Regions from separate parts of the Mus musculus genome. Here region 2 is linked to region 1. A link is a loop called in an ENCODE intact Hi-C map of the cell type or tissue named here. Cell type or tissue: left cerebral cortex. All regions are shown on one strand. Links, peaks and the distances in the headings refer to the core of each region. The heading gives the core; the rest is flanking DNA. Region 1 holds the start of Tpst2 (protein-tyrosine sulfotransferase 2). Region 2 holds the start of Tfip11 (tuftelin interacting protein 11).

Region 1 (8,328 bases), core at 156-8,155:
GTTTCAACCACAACTCAAAACATGACTTGGGGGTGACTCTAAAGGAAAGCAGAGGCTTGTGACTACAAGGCCCACCTTTCTAGAAGCTTCTCCAGAAGCCCTGGAGTCCTGTACCTCACACTGGTCTTACAACTGCAATTCAGCTGAGCCCCTAACCCCCGACTAGATCCAAGATCTTGAATCTTTGATCCAAGTGTTTGGGAAGACAAAGTGTCTCTCTGATGGAGCGCTCTTTCCATGGTGACAGGGGTAACCCACGTCTTCCAGGCTTGAGTACCTGGGCTGCTTGCCCAGTAGAAAGGACTAGCCCTAGAAGTGTTCAAGGTCATCGACCACAACCCAGACAGCATCAGGCACCGAAGGGCATGCAGCAACTGAGTTTAAGAGAGAGACATGGTCCTGTGGTGTCCAGGGAGGCTCTGAAGAGGTGAGCATCTGAGTCTGGTGATGGTGGTGTGTGTCTAATCCTTGGGAAGCAGAGGCAGAATGACCATGAGTTCAAGACCAACCTGTGCTACATAGTGAGACTGTTTAAAATAATAATAATAATAATAATAATAATAATAATAATAATAATAAAAGTATTGGAGAGGCAGACCAGTCACCAAAGCACTTGCATGAAGCATGCAGACTTGAGTTCAGTGCCTAGAAGTCATGTGAAAATGTGGGTGTTGTAGGCTGTGCTGGTAGCTTCTAGCCAATGAGACACCTTGTCTCAAAGGAGGCCACTAGGATTCTAGAACATAGCACTTCAGGTTGCTCTGGGACACACACACACACACACACACACACACACAGAGGACAAAAACAGATATGACCACTTTGTTTGGAGCCATGTTGCCATGGTAGCCAGTCATTTGAGCCAGAGATCAAAGGGTGTTTCCTGAAGCCTAACCATCCAAAAAGAAATGGTAACCGAACAAGCTTCTTGACAGAGAAGGAACCCACTGCCTGCTGCCTGCTGCTGCCAGAGCACTGGGGGGGTGGGGGGGTGGGGTGTGTGTGTGTGTGTGTGAGAGAGACCTGAATTTACATTAGCTAGCTGTAGACCTCAAACCACATTTCCTGACTGAGCCTCTGTTTTCCTCATCTGTAGAATGAGTGTGATAATAAGAAACCTCAGAAGGCTATTGGAAAGAGTGAGCAAGCAATGGAAATTATTTAGAAAAAACAAAAACAAACAAACAAAAAAACCCAAACAAACAGATAGAACAAACTCAGTGCTTCTGGGGATGGACTCTAGGGCCCTGAGAGTATCCATCTGGTTCTACCTCTCAGCCACATCCCCAGCCCCCGAATGCTCTTCTGGATAGCTTCAGGTACAGCAAGAATCTGAAGAAGGCATAGCCATTGATTTATAGCATCACTATAACCTGGGGCAGGGGGTTGGGAGATGGGATGGAGCAGGGGAGGGTCGGTGCTAGGAAGAGTTTAGAATTTCGTGCTTGGTGCTACATCGCTATCCCATGCTTCTGACAAGCATGCTCTGGAGACCCCCTAAGCCGCCATGCCTTGTGAACCTGCTTAAGGAAGCAGGCCGGAAGGCTGATGAAGGAGATGCCCATCCCAGAAGGTCCCAGGCCAGGGACATTGATGACTGGTTCACCCACCTGCCTTCAAAGTCACATTAGATTCCCAGGCTGATCCACAAGGGGGTCAGGGGGTGTCCTATCGATCCAGGAGGTGACAGATTAAGATCTGCGTGTTTGCTAATCTGGGTGGGTGACTGAGAGCATGCTCATTCCAGCTGTCCCATCAGATCTGCCTCTCCTGCCTTCCTAGCATCTGTGGAAGCAGAATCCTTCCTCTGCATCCTTTGCCTACCCTGGGATGCTTAACCACCCCTGGGATGAGCCAAAGCCCTTACCTGCTTGTTCCTCCCTAAAAGCACCCCAAGGGGGTCTCTACAGAAATCTTATCTAGCCATACTCTTCCCTGATGAACATGGACCCTGTCTCCATTTCAGCAGGATCCTGTGGAGATAGATGCCTTTCCACAGTGCACAGGAGCCAGGCCACATCCTCCCCTTCCACCACATCCTGCCTACCTGTCTTCAAGCAAGGCCCCAGGCTGACCTCCTCCTTTCTGGATCCTGCCCCCCCCCCCCCCCCGGGCCCTGCTGTGACTAATGTTCTTTTCATGACTAGTTGCACAGGCCACCCTGCCTGTGCTTTGGGTCATGAGGTAAGCACCTCATTTTTTCCTCCCTGGACTAGTTTTGGAACCTACTCTTGCCTGGCCAGTTCCAGACCCTGCTGGGAAGGCTTGTTGAGGGGAATCCAGCTTACTTGTGGAATCATAAAGCTCAGAGAAAGCCCTCAGCGGAGCAGAAGTCCCCTTCAGGCAGACCTTGCTCTTTGATCTTTCTTCACCCATAAATAGTATAAAACTCCCAGAGCTGTGTCGTTAGTCACAAAAAAAAAAAAAAAATCTCAAATATGCACTCAGTAAATGCTATGTTGTGTGGTTTCATTTTTGGTAACTGGCTTCACCAAGACGGGGACTTTGTCAGCCCAGCATCTCCCACAGGGCAGGCACTGTTTTATAGACTACATGAATGAATGAATGAATGAATGAATGAATGACAAACACATATCTGTGTGCCTTGCTTTGTCTGGCCTGTAGAGATATTTGTGTTAGTTGTAACTAGTATAAAAATGAATTTCATTTAGTTTTGTACAGGTTTGGGGTATACGGTTTCACAACACCCTGGAAGGTCAAAGGATTTGTTTGGGTGGGAGGGGTACGTCCTTGTATGATGTGGGTCCCTCATCGAACTCATGTCGTCAGACTTAGAGGCAGGCGCTCTTACCCACTAAGCCATCTCGCAAACACCAGGATTTTATTTTCAATATTTATTTTTATTACTGTGTGTCAAGGCACACGTGTGGAGGTCGGAGACAACTTTGTGGAGCCGGTTCTACTCTTCCATCTCTGCACGGGTTTCGGGGATTGCAAGCGTCTTTACCAAACGAGCCATCTAATGTATTTTAAAATGGTAAAACACACCACAACTCGTGCGCGCGCGCGCGCGCTGTAAACAGAGGCTATAGAGGACGCAGCGAGAGGCTAGCCTACACCTTCTCCTTTGCTCTGCACACCTTGGGCTGGCTCCTTTCTGGGACCCAATCCTGTACCTATAGTGCACACCCCTGCGCTGACGGACAGCCATCCCGCTCAGCGTCTGAACGCCAGCTTGTGGCTGCGCCCTCAAGGATGCCGTGCAGAGGAGGAACGCCCTGCGTAGTTAAAGGAGCCAGAGCAGCAAGCTCTAACGGCAGGGGCTCCGCCCCCGGGGAGGAGATGAGGGCGGGGCAACGCTGGAAGGGGCGGGCTCTCTTGGCCACACCCCTTGCGTCATGGCGCTAGAGGGGAAGCTAGGGGAGGGGGAGTGGCGGAGGCCGTGCGTGTGGGCAGGGCCTATCTGGGTCCCGCCCCCAACCCTCTGGGCAAGCCTGGAGTGTCGCGGCTCTAGCGATAGACGTTGGGGGCGTGGTCAAGCACTAGGCGACAGGGGCGTGATCACGAGTGGCTCCGCCCCTTGCGTCACGACACGCGGCCCCGCCCCTCGCGGCGCCTCCCTGGCGGCCGGCAGGGAGCCGGAGTCTGCGCGGGCGCCGATTTGGGCACGGTAGGTGGCAGCGGCCTCGGCCAGTACCAGGTCAGGGCTGCGTGGCGCGGTCCGGACGGTGGGCGGCGCGGACAGGCCTGGTCGCCGCGGGAGGACGCGCGTGGCCTGGAGCCCCACCCGCGCGGCGCCGCGGGGAAGTTAACTTGCGGAGGTCGCGGCCCACGGTGGTTCTTAAGAACGCGTAGACCTCTCTTGCTCTGCCCTGTTTTGCTTGCTTCCTGCTTCACACGTGGGAAACTGAGGCCTGGGGTCACGTGCCCGGGCGCTGGGACTCACAGCTAGGACGGGGCAGAAACTCTCCCGCGGGGTTTTGTGCGCGCGAGCGAGCGTGTGACCCTCCCCCCTCCCCCCAGAGGTGGCTGCCCCTGTACCCACTGCTCCCGGTGTTCATACTGTTCCTTGCCCTCCCCAACCCCTTGTTTCTTTCATTCTAGCAGGGATGCCCGATGGTTAGTTAGGCCCAGCTTCTGCATTGGGGCAGATCGGGCTGGGAGGCTCCGGCTTAGTATTGGGGACATGCCCTTTCTCCAGCCTCTGTTTCCGGACATACAGAACTGGGTTTGTTTCGTTACCCTGAAGAAGCTGTTAAGTTATTTGTGAACCGCTGTACCCGCCTTGCCTCGCCTTGGGCTCATTCCATTTACCATATCTTGTTTTAAAAACCGTATCTAAGGATTTTTTTTTTTGTAACACTTTTTCTGAAGGTCTGATCCACTAACCATATAAATCTTCTTTTGGAAGTAAACTTTAGGTGGTTGGTGGGTTTTAGGATGCTCACATTACGCACTGATCCTCGTCTACTTTTAGAACATTTGTACATCCCCCAAAGCAGCAGTCCCTAACCCTCAACTCCCAAACCTCTTTCCCCAGACCCCGGCTCACCTTCATCTACACTACTATCTGTCTATGGATTTCTCTGCTCTGGGTGGTTCTGTGTATGGTTCCTCATGTGCATAGTATTTCCTAGTGTGGATATTGTGTGTGTGTGTGTGTGTGTGTGTGTGTAGTCCATTGGTTTGTAGATGGACAGTGGGTTGATGTTCCTTTATGGCTGTGATTAGTATTGTTGCTGGGAATACACACACTGTATTTCTCTTTTCAGTTTTGCCTAAATTTCAGGATCCCTTTAAAGTTTAACCTATTGAGGAGCTGCCAAACTCCCAAAGTGCCTTACCACTTTACTGCCTCTGGAATGTGATGGTTATGATGATATTTGTGACCAAGTCTTATCTACCTCAAGCTGACCTTGAACCCCAGACTCTCCGGTTTCAGCCCCGGAGTGCTGGAATTAGAGGCTTGTGCCACTTGCCTGGCTTGAGGTTTCCCATAAATTCTGAATATGTTTCGTTTCTTCTGAAACATCAGCGTCTTCCTGGCTTCAATGCATTTGTTATAAATGATTTCCTAGTTCATTAGTGCTCTGAGGGGTACCCTGCATGTCATCCGGGCGGTTCCTGGGACCTGCTAGTAAGCAGCAGTGGTGAGCAGATTTGTGGTTGACAGCTTCAGTACCTGTTGGGGTTAGGGCCTGGACCTGCCCACCCTCTTCCTGTGCTGGGGGAGGTAAGGTTATAAAAGAGAGTCACTGTGCTTCCCACAGTGAGGGGGGGGGTGCGCGTTCATGTGTGCATGTGTGTGTGTGTGTGTGCAAGCTCCGTCGAGAAAGTGTGTATTGAGACAGGGTCTCCTGTGACTCGGGCTGGCCTTCACGTCACTATGGAACTGAAGATGACCTTTAGCCTCTGTTCCTCCTGCCTCCACTTCCTGAGTGCTATACAGGTGTGCATCGTGACACCTTCTGCATTCAGTGCTGGGGTGGAACCCAGAGCCTCCGGCAAGCTAGGAGATCGAGCTTCCAATAGAACTGAACTCCTTTTATAATTATTGTGGGTGGTGTGTGTGTCTGTGCACGTGTAGGGTCTGGGGAGGCCGGCAGTTGATGTAGGATGCCTTTCTCTGTCGAGCCTCATCTTGTTTTTTGAGGCACAGTCTCTTGCTTAACCCAGAACTTGCCATTTTGCCTAGAATGGCCGGCCAGGGAGCCTCTGGGACTAATTTATAACTCCAACTCGGGGATTGCAGGCACACGCTGCTGAACTCAGATTTTTTTTTTTTTCTTTTTGAAACAAGACCATACTGTGTAGCCTTTGGTTGACCTGCATCTGACAGATATCCACGTGCCTCCTAACTGCTGGAATCAAAGCTGTGTACCACCACACCCAGCCTTTTCCAGGCATGCAGAGACCCAGTCTCTGTTCCGCAGGCTAGCCTAGCATGATCTCTTACCCAGTGAACTATTTCCATAGCCTTGAGCTACGTTCTTGAAGGGAGTCCGATTTCTGAACGTCAGTCCAGGCTTCTGGTAGTTACCTGTTGCAGGGTTTAAAACAGCATTGCCCTACAGGTCCTGCATGGTGTCATCTGGCTGTGGCTGGTGACAGAACTGGGGAAACAGAGCCCCCGGCACTTAGTGTAGCTCCACCGTTCTCCACAAGTTCCTTGGTGAAGAAAGTAGTCTAGGAATCAAGGGAGCTCCCTGGGCCTCGAGTCCCTGCTGGGGAATGAACGTACATCCTCAGAGCTCAGTATGGCATCTTGAGCTCCAGAAAGCCTCCAGGGCATTGTGGGTGTATTTGTAGCTAGACTGTGAGTCGTGTGGCTTCATAAGTGTATCTTTCGAGAGCTCAGGTACGGTTTGGGTGGCTTTGACGTGCCAAGCGACCTCGCAGAAGTTCCCCTGAGAGGAAGTCTGTACTTGCCCCGTACCGTCCATGTCTTGCTGCCTGCCCAGTGTCAGACATACCGCAGAGGTCTGGGATGCCCCTCTCCCCCATCCCAAGCCGCGGGCTGAGGAGGAATTATGGGCACATGAGTCATTTGAAATAGCTGAAGGGCTGGGCCAAGCTGGAGAAATTGCAGTGGAGGACAAGGGGGAACAGACATTATTGCTGGAGAGATGGCAGCTGGTGGCCCGGCTGCCAAGTGGATGCTCTCATTTGCCAGGCTCTTGACCTAGGCTGGCTTGTGGGAGAAAGATGGCAAGGTCAGAGAGCTGGCACCACCTCTCTTAGTATCACCGGCTCTGCTTGGAAGCCAGGCCTGGAGCTGTTGCTGCTTCTTGCTACCCCTGGGCTGAGTTTGCAGAGTACAAGTAGCTGCTACCTCCTGGGGATAGGAGGGGGCATGATGTCATCAGCAGTCCAGTTTGCCCTTTGCAAACCTCAGTGATTACAAACCTGGCTGAACAGTGCAAGGCCCACTGAGTGCCAGCCATTGGCCTAGATGCTTACAGCCCTTAACTCGGTTCTCCTGACGGCAGAGGAGGCACAGAGCACAGAGGCCTCAGTGGTTGCTGCTGTCGGGACTATAGGGTCATGCAGCTGCCAGGTTGGAGACAGATTTGAGGCCAAGGCTATCCTCATCGGTTACGGACCTTCCTCTCTCATTTCCCTTGGTAAGGCCCGGCACATGAGCCCCTGGGCTCAGTGGTTACAAGTATTAGCCACTCTTGTGCACATTTGTATCTGCCTATCTCACTTCCTCCTGAATGGCAGGGTGGACAGACACAGGGTTCTCGCCTTGTGAAGTCCTGGAGGCTTGCAAGCCCCAGTTCCCTCCGGATGGCTGTGGTATTGGGCAAGGCGCTTCCCCTTCTGGGCCTGTTCTTCCTGCTAGAGAAGGGATTCACTGCCTGCGGGTTTTGTTTAGCTCCCTGGTGATGTGGCTGTTCTAGGTTGGCCAGCTGGCTTTGAACCTAGGATTTCTATGCATGCTGGACAGGCTCTCTCCCATTGAACTACAACGGAGGTCTACTCCTGGTTCATTTTGAGATGAGGTCTTACTAAGCTGCCTAAACTGGCCTAGAACTCTCTCTGTAGTCCAGGCTGGCTTTGAACTTTCAGTCTTCCTGCGTCAGCCTCCTAGGAATTAGGACAACAGGCCTGTGTCACTGAGCCTGGCTGCTATTCTGGTTTTAATTGAACTGGCATTCAGACATTTGTAGAGGAAACTTACAGTTCCAAACTGAATTCCTGAGGCTCCGGGCAGGTGTCTTGGGCTGTCCTGATCCCTATCACCCCCAAACTGACCCCAGTGTTACATTCAGGACTGGCCCCAGGAGTCTGACTTGGTGTAGAAAAAGCTTCAGGGTTTTGAGGGCAGCCGTGGGCCTTCCTTGTGTTTGGAAACCATCCCTATTGCTTAGCGCCTTTTAAATCTACTTTATCCTCCTTGGCGTTCTTCACATGCATCGTCACACATTCCTCGGATGTCTGTGGAACATCTCACAATCCCCAAGTCACAGAGAACCTTCACAACCTTAGGTTCAGGTCTGGCCTAAGCCGGTATGAAACAGCAGAGGCCAGCCGCAGCCCGCCTATGTCTCAGCAGGTGAACTGCAGGTTCTGGGATGCGTGAGTCTGAACCACCGGCTGCAGGGACAGATCCCCCCCCCCCCCCCCCTGCTCTGCCCTCAATAGTGACATAACCTCGTATTTCCCAAACTCTGAGGCTGGCAGTGTGTCAGCCACCAAAAGCCACTCAAGCTTGATGTAGGCTATTGGTAGAGGCAGCTGGAATACGTGGGGCCTCCAGTTGTACACAGTTGCCTCCATGACGGGCCAGAAGACACTGAACACTCGGTAGCTGTGTCTGCCCTGAGGGCACATTGCAGCTCCCTAGGAAGAGGCTGCTACCAG
Region 2 (8,328 bases), core at 304-8,303, 50 kb after region 1:
CACTCCCTTTGCCCACACATCCATTGGACTCCCTACTTCTTCAGGATTCCAGCGTATAGAGCAGACCAGCTGAGACACTCAGCCTTGTGGTACTGAGCAGCTACTAGACTCTTTCCATTCACAGCTGCCCAACGATGTTGGGTTAGTTGGACTGCAGCCTGTAAGTCATCCCAATTAATTCCATATCTATAATATATATATTATATCCCAATACACTAGCCTTGGGATTTGAGGATAGCCAGGCTCATGTCTCTGAAATCTCTGCATCCTCAAAAAAGTATAAAGACAGATCCCTATTTCTCCCATGTGGGTTCTGAGTCCTCTACAGGAAACCTTTGCCTTACTGTCTGCCTCTGGTACTGGAACCCTGAACTCTCCTCAGAGCCTCTACCATGCTACTCTCTGTCTGTCCATTAGCTTTTCTAATGAACTTGTTACTAACAAGCGATCTGTTTTGGTGTCCCTCTTAATGTTCCCTGCAAACCCTTCAACCATGTTGCTTAGTATACTGTTTGGGTCCAGCTTCTAGGAACTCAGTACATTTTAAAAGGATTAGTGAATGAATGAATGAATGAATGAATGAATGAATCTACCAGCCAGTTCTAAATATCCTAGTTGGCTTTAGTTGCTAAGTTGACATAGTCATGTGAAAGGGAAGTTTTGATGAATTATCCAGATCAGACTGGCCTGTGGGCATACCTATTCAGAATGGTCTTGATTGTTACTGTTGGCATCTGAAAATCCAAAAGAAATCCAAGACGTCAAAAGACTCCAGCAAAGCAAGATCTTTATTTTACTTAGGGAGCAAAAATTGACCCATCAGGGACAACAGCACAGACTTGGGAGCTGGCTGCATCTTCAAACATCCGTCTTAATAAATCTTGTACTCCGGCTGCTACTGGTCAGTCAGGGCCACAGAACAGACTCAGAACAGACTCGGGAGCTGAACTGCGTCCTCATGCCAGAATGTTACGGAGTTTTAAAGCCCAAGGTCCACAAACATCTGTGCCAAGTGACAGTCAGAACCATTTGTTCATGGTTAGGGACAAATCATTATGCTTGGTGGTATGGAAAAAGAATGAGGAAATTGGCTAGCCAAAGGGAGAGTTCCCCTTAGAGTCTGGGAATCTGAACTTCATTTCACCTTGGGACCAAAATGGAGTCTGAAAACAAAATGGCAGTACTTAGGATAAGCCTCATTTGTTTGATTGTAGCATTACTGGATGCAGGAGGACCCCGTACCATGGCAGATGTTTCTGGGCTGTATAAACACGAGCCTTTGAATGAGCCAGAGCATTCAATAAGCAGCATTCCTCTATGGTTCCTGCCTGAAGTTCCTGTCCAGATTTCTCTCAACCACAGACAGACTCATTAGAGATGCCTCTAGGGCCATGGTTCTCAACCTTCCTAAGGCTGCGACCCTTTAATACAGTTCCTCATGTTGTGGTGACACCCAACCATAAAATTGTTTTTATTGCTACTTCCTCACTGCAATTTTGCTACTGCTACAAATCGTAATGTAAACATTTTTGGAGATAAGAGGCTTGCCAAAGGGATCATGACATGAGCTGAGAACCACTGCTCTAAGTGGGGCCCATGCTTTTGTCTCCTCCCTTAAGGGTTAGCCTAGTGGGGGCAAATCAAGGAACTGCTTAAAGGTGCTCACCTTAAACTAATGTACATTCCCAGAACATCCAGAGTTCTGACGCAGAAGGGTATAACTATTCCTTTTTGTTGTTGTTCTCCTCCTCCTCTTCCTCCTCCTCTCCTCCTTCTCCCTCTCCCTCTCTCTCAACAAGGTCTCATTACTTACCCCTGGATGTCCTGGAAATCTGGGCCAGGTTTCACTGAGATCCAACCACCTCTGCCTCCCCCAGTGCTGAGATTAAAGGTGTGTGTCACCTGCTTTCTTTTCCTTTCTAGTCTTTTCCACTTGGATTCTGGTCACAGCCTAAGTGTGAGAAGTTTTTGTTTGTTTGTTTGTTTGTTTGTTTTGTTTTGATCAAAGATGGCTAGCTTGCCCAAGGTCCAGTATTCCATAGTCCGTGCTCCCAGCCCCATCTTGGGACACTCTTGTAGTTTATGTCAAACCCCAAATACCAGGCATTTTTTGATACTTGCTGGTCATAAGCTTCCTCTTGGTGTGGTTTATGATGTGCCAATCCCATCAGAATGACGCTGAGCTCCTACCAACGGGATGAGTCACCTGATAGCACGATAGCACGTGTGTCAGAATGGAATGGAACGGAACGGAAGTACCCTTGCAGCTTGCGTGTGCTTGTCTGCCAACTTGGGGTCACTGCCTTCCTGGTTTACTTTCACTTGGTTCACACGCAGGGATATTCTTTCCCAACACAAGTATGCTTTCAACTTTCCTGTACTGGGATCCCTTGCTCATGCGCTGAAGGCCCCCTGCCTGCTCGTGGCCGACCTCCACACTGGCTCTCCCACACCACCATGCCTCTTCCCTTCTTCGTTCTCCTCCCGGCAGCTATGAGTTACAACTTGCCTGCCGTTCCCGCCCCCACCCCCAACCCTGGCCCCACTGCCCGCCCTCAGCTCTCTGTATCAGTTCTTAGATGCTTTCATTCACGTGACCATAAAACCCCAAGAAGGGACCCTGATCCCACAGTATCACATTGGCTCTGACGGACTCCCCAAGAGCCTCACTAACAAATCCTCCTGCATGTTTTTTGGTTAGGTTTTATTGCTGTATTGTAAAGACCATACCCAAGAGCAATTTGGGAAGGAAACTGATTTATTTGCTTTACAGATTACAGTCCAAAGACATTTTTAAAAAGAACTGAAGTAGAAGCCACGGAGGGAACGCTGCTTATTGGCTTGCTCCCTGTGCTTACAGCACCCAGGACCACAGGGGGAGGCCCCACCCACAATGGGCTGGGCCGTCCCACATCAATCATGAATCAAGCAAACGACACCAGTCTTGCCTACAGGCCATCCGATGGAAGCACCGAGTCCTTTTCCTAGATATCTCTAGTGTGTATCAAGCTGACAGGGGAAAACAAAAATAAGTCCAGCCAACAACAAAACCCACCAGGACCCAGCCTTTTAGGGTATTAGAGAAAACAAATTAGTTTCAGAACCAGAGATGGCACCAGACTATGTATAGATTTGTAAGATGTGTAAAAAGATGACATATGCTCTTTGTGGGTCGCGTTGGCACACGCCTTTAAGGCCAGCACTCAGGAGGCAGAGGCAGGCAGATCTCCCGAGTTCGAGGCTAACCTGGTCTACACAATGAGTTCCAGGACAGTCAGGGCTACACAGAGAAACCCTGTCTTTCTTTCTTTCTTTTTTTTGGGGGTGGGGGGTTTCGAGACAGGGTTTCTCTGTGTAGCCCTGGTTGTCCTGGAACTCACTTTGTATGTAGACCAGGCTGGCCTCGAACTCAGAAATCCACCTGTCTCTGCCTCCTAAGTGCTGGGATTAAAGGCGTGCGCCACCACGGCAGGATGAGAAACCCTGTCTTGAAAATTCACAAAACCAAAACCAAATCAAACCAACAAGAAACCCCAACTCCGTTCTTTCCCAGCGACAGAGAAATAACTAGAGCAAAGAGGAGAACAATAAAACTGCTTCCTGGAGAGAACTCGACATGGGGTCGCGAGGACATTTTAATCTCTCAGTGTCCTCGTGACGCTGGTAACGCCAAGTAAGACTCCAGTGCCTGGCGACGGCTCGCCCTGGAACGAGACGGCCACTCAGCCTCAGTTCCGATGGGAACCAGAAGCAGCGCGAGGCGGGATCACCGGCCCTTCCGGGTTGCAGACACGCCCCCTCCGGCGTGAAGTCGCTGCCGGGGCAACAGCGCGCCACTTCCGCCTCTGAGCGATGACGTATTTCCGATGCGCCGGTAAAGGCCACATCCGGGTTTGGGCTGGCGGGACCCTCGCAGATTCGGGGACGCTGGGCGAAGGCTGTGTGGCTCTCGCGGATGCTGAGCGAGGTGAGCAGGCGGCGGGGTGGCGTCCCGGGAGCGCGGGCTGAGGCTCCGAGGCTCCGTGACGACGGCTTTACGGTTTCCCTGCGCTCCGGGCCCGCTGCTGACATTGAGCTGAGCGTCTCCTGTCCCCTGTGCTGGGGAGGTGGCGGTGCTGTAATTGAGTGGGCCTAGGGCTTCCTGCTCCTTTGAGGAAACTCAACATGTGCTGGTTGCTGGGGTCGGAACCTGTTGAGTTTCGCCGGTGCATAGTGAGGAGGAGGAGGAGGAGGAGCAGCGGGGGGGGGGGGGAGCTGTTAGTCACCGCGGAGCCGTTTTCACGCTGTCAGTCACTGGTGTCACATAGTGAGGATGTTACTGTGCAATGCACACAGTGTCGGGTCGGGACCTTTGAATGTGATAACCACACTCACAGGTGTTCATAGAGGCGCGATTTAGACTCAGGCTGGGGTGTTAAGTGTTAATGATTTTCACAATCATTTTGAAGGATTCACTTCGCAGTCCTGACTTGTAATGAGTGTGAACCTGAAACCCGATCATGGAGTGGAAGAAGATGCTTTTTTTTTTTTTTCCTTTTTCCTCCCTTTCCCCCCGTTTCTGTTTTTTGTTTGTTTGTTTGTTTTGTTTTTTGTTTTTGTTTTCAAGACAGAATTTCTCTTTAGCAGCCAGCCCTGGCTGCCCTGGAATTTGCTTTGTAGACCAGGCTGGCTTTGAACTCAGACCCCCCTGGTCTCTGCCTCCCTACTGCTAGAGTCAAAGATGTAAGGGTGCTGTTTCTTGAGCACCTACTGGGAGCGGAGCTTTCGTTGTTGTTTTGTCGGTTTTGAGACCAGGCTGGCTTTGAACTTAGAGAGATGGATCTGCCTCTCTGCCTCCAAAGTGTTGGAGCTTTTGTTTTTCGAAAGTATCATCTTAATCAGTCCTTACAAGCTTCTCCTGGAACTGAATGAATGCAGTTATGAGAGAGAGAGATGAATAGCTACCTGGGTAGAACACTGTTTTTTCCCTACCCTCTAGGAGTGACTGCAAAGTGGCATTCAGAAAGACTGCAACCTTCCAGTACCGTAGAAGCCGTTCAGGGAAGGAAACCTTCAGTCCCGTGGAAATAGTATTTCAGAAAATGCTCTGAAGTTTCCCTGGAACTGCAAATTGGCTAGATACAACTTTTCCTGGAGAAGTAAAAAGACCAACCTGGTTTCTGAGGTAATAACATTTAGAGCTGTTGCTTCCTTTCTGTGGCATATGTGCCTGTCATTCTGTGGCCCCGCCCCACGCGTGCATGGTGATTGACTCTGACAAGGCATTGTGCGTTAGGCCCCCTTCGGATGGCTGGGTCTGACTTGTCTCACTTGTCACGGAGCTGGTCATTTTGCCCTTTGTTTAATGGCTGCTTTACTGAGTTGGATCATGAGGCTCATTAATAGCTTTTTGACACTGGCGGATCTTCTGCTAGCCCCAGGTTCTCACAGTGCTGTTCTTGTCACCGTCCTCTAGTGACTGGCCATGTCTCTGTCCCACTTGTACCGGGATGGCGAAGGCCACCTTGATGATGACGATGACGATGAGAGGGAGAACTTTGAGATCACCGACTGGGATCTCCAGAATGAGTTCAACCCCAACCGGCAGCGCCATTGGCAGACCAAAGAGGAGGCCACCTACGGGGTGTGGGCGGAGCGAGACTCGGACGAGGAGAGGCCCAGCTTTGGAGGCAAAAGGTACTGTGTGCTGGGCTGCATGCCCTGGGTCTGGAGGATCGGGAAGGCATCCCAGAAGAGTTTTCTGCCCTTGTAGAGTCCGGGTGCTACAGCATCTTGCTATGTGTTGTTGAGCTGGGGTGGCGAGCTCCCCCTCAGCAGTTACTGTGTGATGGGATCAGGGCTACTTATGGATAGGGAAGTGCTGACCCACCACAGGCATGGCAGCTGTGGGGCCATGCTGTGTCAGGGAGCACTCACAGGGCACTAGAGAACAGGGAGTTTAGAGAGGGTGCTCTGGAGAAAACGCTGTTGGACCAAACGGAGGTAGAAAAGTGAGTAGGTCCACAGGGGAGAGTGGTAGTACAGCCTGGGGTCCACATTAAGATGCTGTCTCAAGTCTCCCCACCTAACTACACTCAGAATGTTTTGATTAATTTTACTTAGGATTTTTATCTGTTTGAGTTGTTCTGACTTTTATCCTTGAAATAGTATCTAAAACAAACACTGTGTGTGTGTGTGTGTGTGTGTGTGTGTGTGTGTGTGTGTTTACAGGCATGCTAGATAAGTGCTGTACCACTCTAAAGCAAAGCAGACACTAAGCTAACACAGTCTTTTCAGTTGTAAAAGGGGGCCCAGTTTGATGCCTCGGAGGTTGTTGCCATGCACACCTGGCTAGCTGGGTTCAGTCACCAGATTCCTACAGGGAAGGGGAAAGGGACGAGATGCTCTACAAATTGTCTGCACAGAGCAATAATGGCATTTTTGAAAGCGTCCAAAGGAAGTAAGATTATTACATCCTAGTCTGAATTTATACTCAACCCTACTGACAGTGGCAAATCTTCAGTTATAGTTTGAATCGAACAGACCCCACGAGTGTAAAATGTGGGCTGGAAGAGGACCCAGGAGCAATTGAGATTGAACTCAATTGCTATTGCAGACCTGAGTGTGGCTCCCAGCCAGTGCCCACCTCAGGCAGCTCACAAGTGCCTCTAATTCCATCTTCAGGGAATCGAGCCTTTGGCTCATCGGGCACCCACAGTGTCATGTGGTTAGGCCCCCCCCCCATATAATATTTTTTAAATGTTAAATGTAAGATTATTGAGGGCCTCTCTCTCTAAGGAATTCTCTTTCGAGCAGCTTCCAGGACAGGGTGTTGCAGAAGCGTTCTTTATGGACTTGGAGGCTCTGTGTGTGTCTGTAGGGCCCGAGACTATTCTGCACCTGTCAACTTCATCAGTGCGGGGCTCAAGAAAGGGGCGGCTGAGGAAGCGGACTCCGAGGACTCTGATGCTGAAGAGAAGCCTGTTAAGCAGGAGGACTTCCCGAAGGATTTAGGACCAAAGAAGTTAAAGACGGTAGGCCTCACAGGACAGTCTCCTGGTGGCACCCCATGGAGGTCACAGTGCAGTGGCTTCTTCCACAGGGAGAAGCTGGTGAGCATCTGCAGTTCCTTCCCTCCTCCGAGTCACTGATGGCTGTGGTCCAGATGCTGCCTTTCATGATACAGTGTAGCTGTAGGCTTGAGCTCCCTGGGTTGCTCCATTTTTCTCTCTCACCCAAACTCATCTCGCCTTCTTTGCAGGGTGGCAATTTTAAGCCCAGCCAGAAAGGCTTTTCAGGAGGAACCAAGTCCTTCATGGACTTTGGCAGCTGGGAGAGACACACGAAAGGGATCGGGCAGAAGCTGCTGCAGAAGATGGGCTACGTCCCTGGGCGTGGCCTGGGGAAGAACGCACAGGGTGAGTGTGGTGGAGGGGAGGCTCCGGGAGGAAGCTCGGCAAGTATGGGTGACAGGTCCTGGGAAGGATTCATAAGCTCAAAACCCAACCAAAGCAGCTGTTACTCTGCAGCTGGGTGTGGCTGCATGGGCCACTTGTGCTCCAGCTGCTTGGCTTTCTCAGAACCCAGATTCAGTAACTACTTGGTTAAGTGAGACGGAAACTGCTAGGGTCTAAAGTGGCTGCAGACGCAGAGCTGCTTTAACCTGGCCTGTGTCTCTAGAGAAGTAACTGCTAATATTTTTGAATCAGACAGTCTCACCCAGAACTCTAGATTTAGTTTGGCTGCTTCACAGATGCCTTTTGGCAGAGTGTGTTCTTCTAAACACAGTGTCCTCAGCCTCCTGGACCTGCCACCTGCCCTGCTGTGGTCAGTGTGTGAGCCTGCCTGGGCTGTTAGGCCAGCTGCGTAGTCCCTGCTTCTTCTTAGTCTGCAACTCAGCATCAGGCAGGCCAGTGCACAGCGGCCTTCACCGACTGAAGACATGCCTGTGCTGCTGGCTGACCCAAACCCACGTTGCTCCCCCAACCAGCCTCACTGAGAAACAGCCCTTGCACACACAGCTCACCACCTTGGCTCAGAGCCACAAGGAGCAAGCACTTAGCCTCTTTGAGCCTGACGGGTCCAATCAGAAGTGTCCTCTGTAATTCACATCCCAGGCCACCCACATGCGGCTCAGGTAGTGCTGAGGATTTTTCTGGGAAGAACGTGGCAGAGCATCCCTGAGATGCTGGGCAGAGCGTGGCAGAGCATCCCTGGGGTTTCAACAGTGCTGAGTGAGAAGGTGGAAGGAAATCCTGGACGGGGGAGTAATGCTGTTCCTGTTGATTGCCAGGGCTTAGCCATATTATATAAGTTAGCTGTGAGCAGTGTGAGCCCCTTCCCAGCCCA

What was found. Peaks named below come from ENCODE experiments on the same cell type or tissue, not always from the same donor. Only the 100,000 strongest peaks of a DNase experiment are listed, where the experiment ranks them.
Region 2: a loop joins it to region 1, with 4 times the contacts of the local background. A loop is called at or near these places in 18 of 42 quality-filtered maps.

Annotation. Positions count from the first base shown.
Region 1 is chr5:112,273,141-112,281,468 of GRCm38, forward strand. It overlaps Tpst2 (protein-tyrosine sulfotransferase 2), which reads left to right and starts at 3,605. Exons shown (of 7, transcript NM_009419.5): 1 at 3,605-3,631. In left cerebral cortex, for the core only: a CTCF peak has its summit at 3,631; DNase peaks (open chromatin) are centred at 3,403, 4,114 and 7,235; H3K4me3 peaks cover 2,148 bases; H3K27ac peaks cover 2,623 bases.
Region 2 is chr5:112,322,507-112,330,834 of GRCm38, forward strand. Tfip11 (tuftelin interacting protein 11) reads left to right here and starts at 3,863. Exons shown (of 14, transcript NM_018783.4): 1 at 3,863-3,967; 2 at 4,979-5,164; 3 at 5,456-5,676; 4 at 6,860-7,013; 5 at 7,241-7,397. The coding sequence starts at 5,465. In left cerebral cortex, for the core only: a CTCF peak has its summit at 3,719; DNase peaks (open chromatin) are centred at 2,930 and 3,804; H3K4me3 peaks cover 1,492 bases; H3K27ac peaks cover 1,121 bases.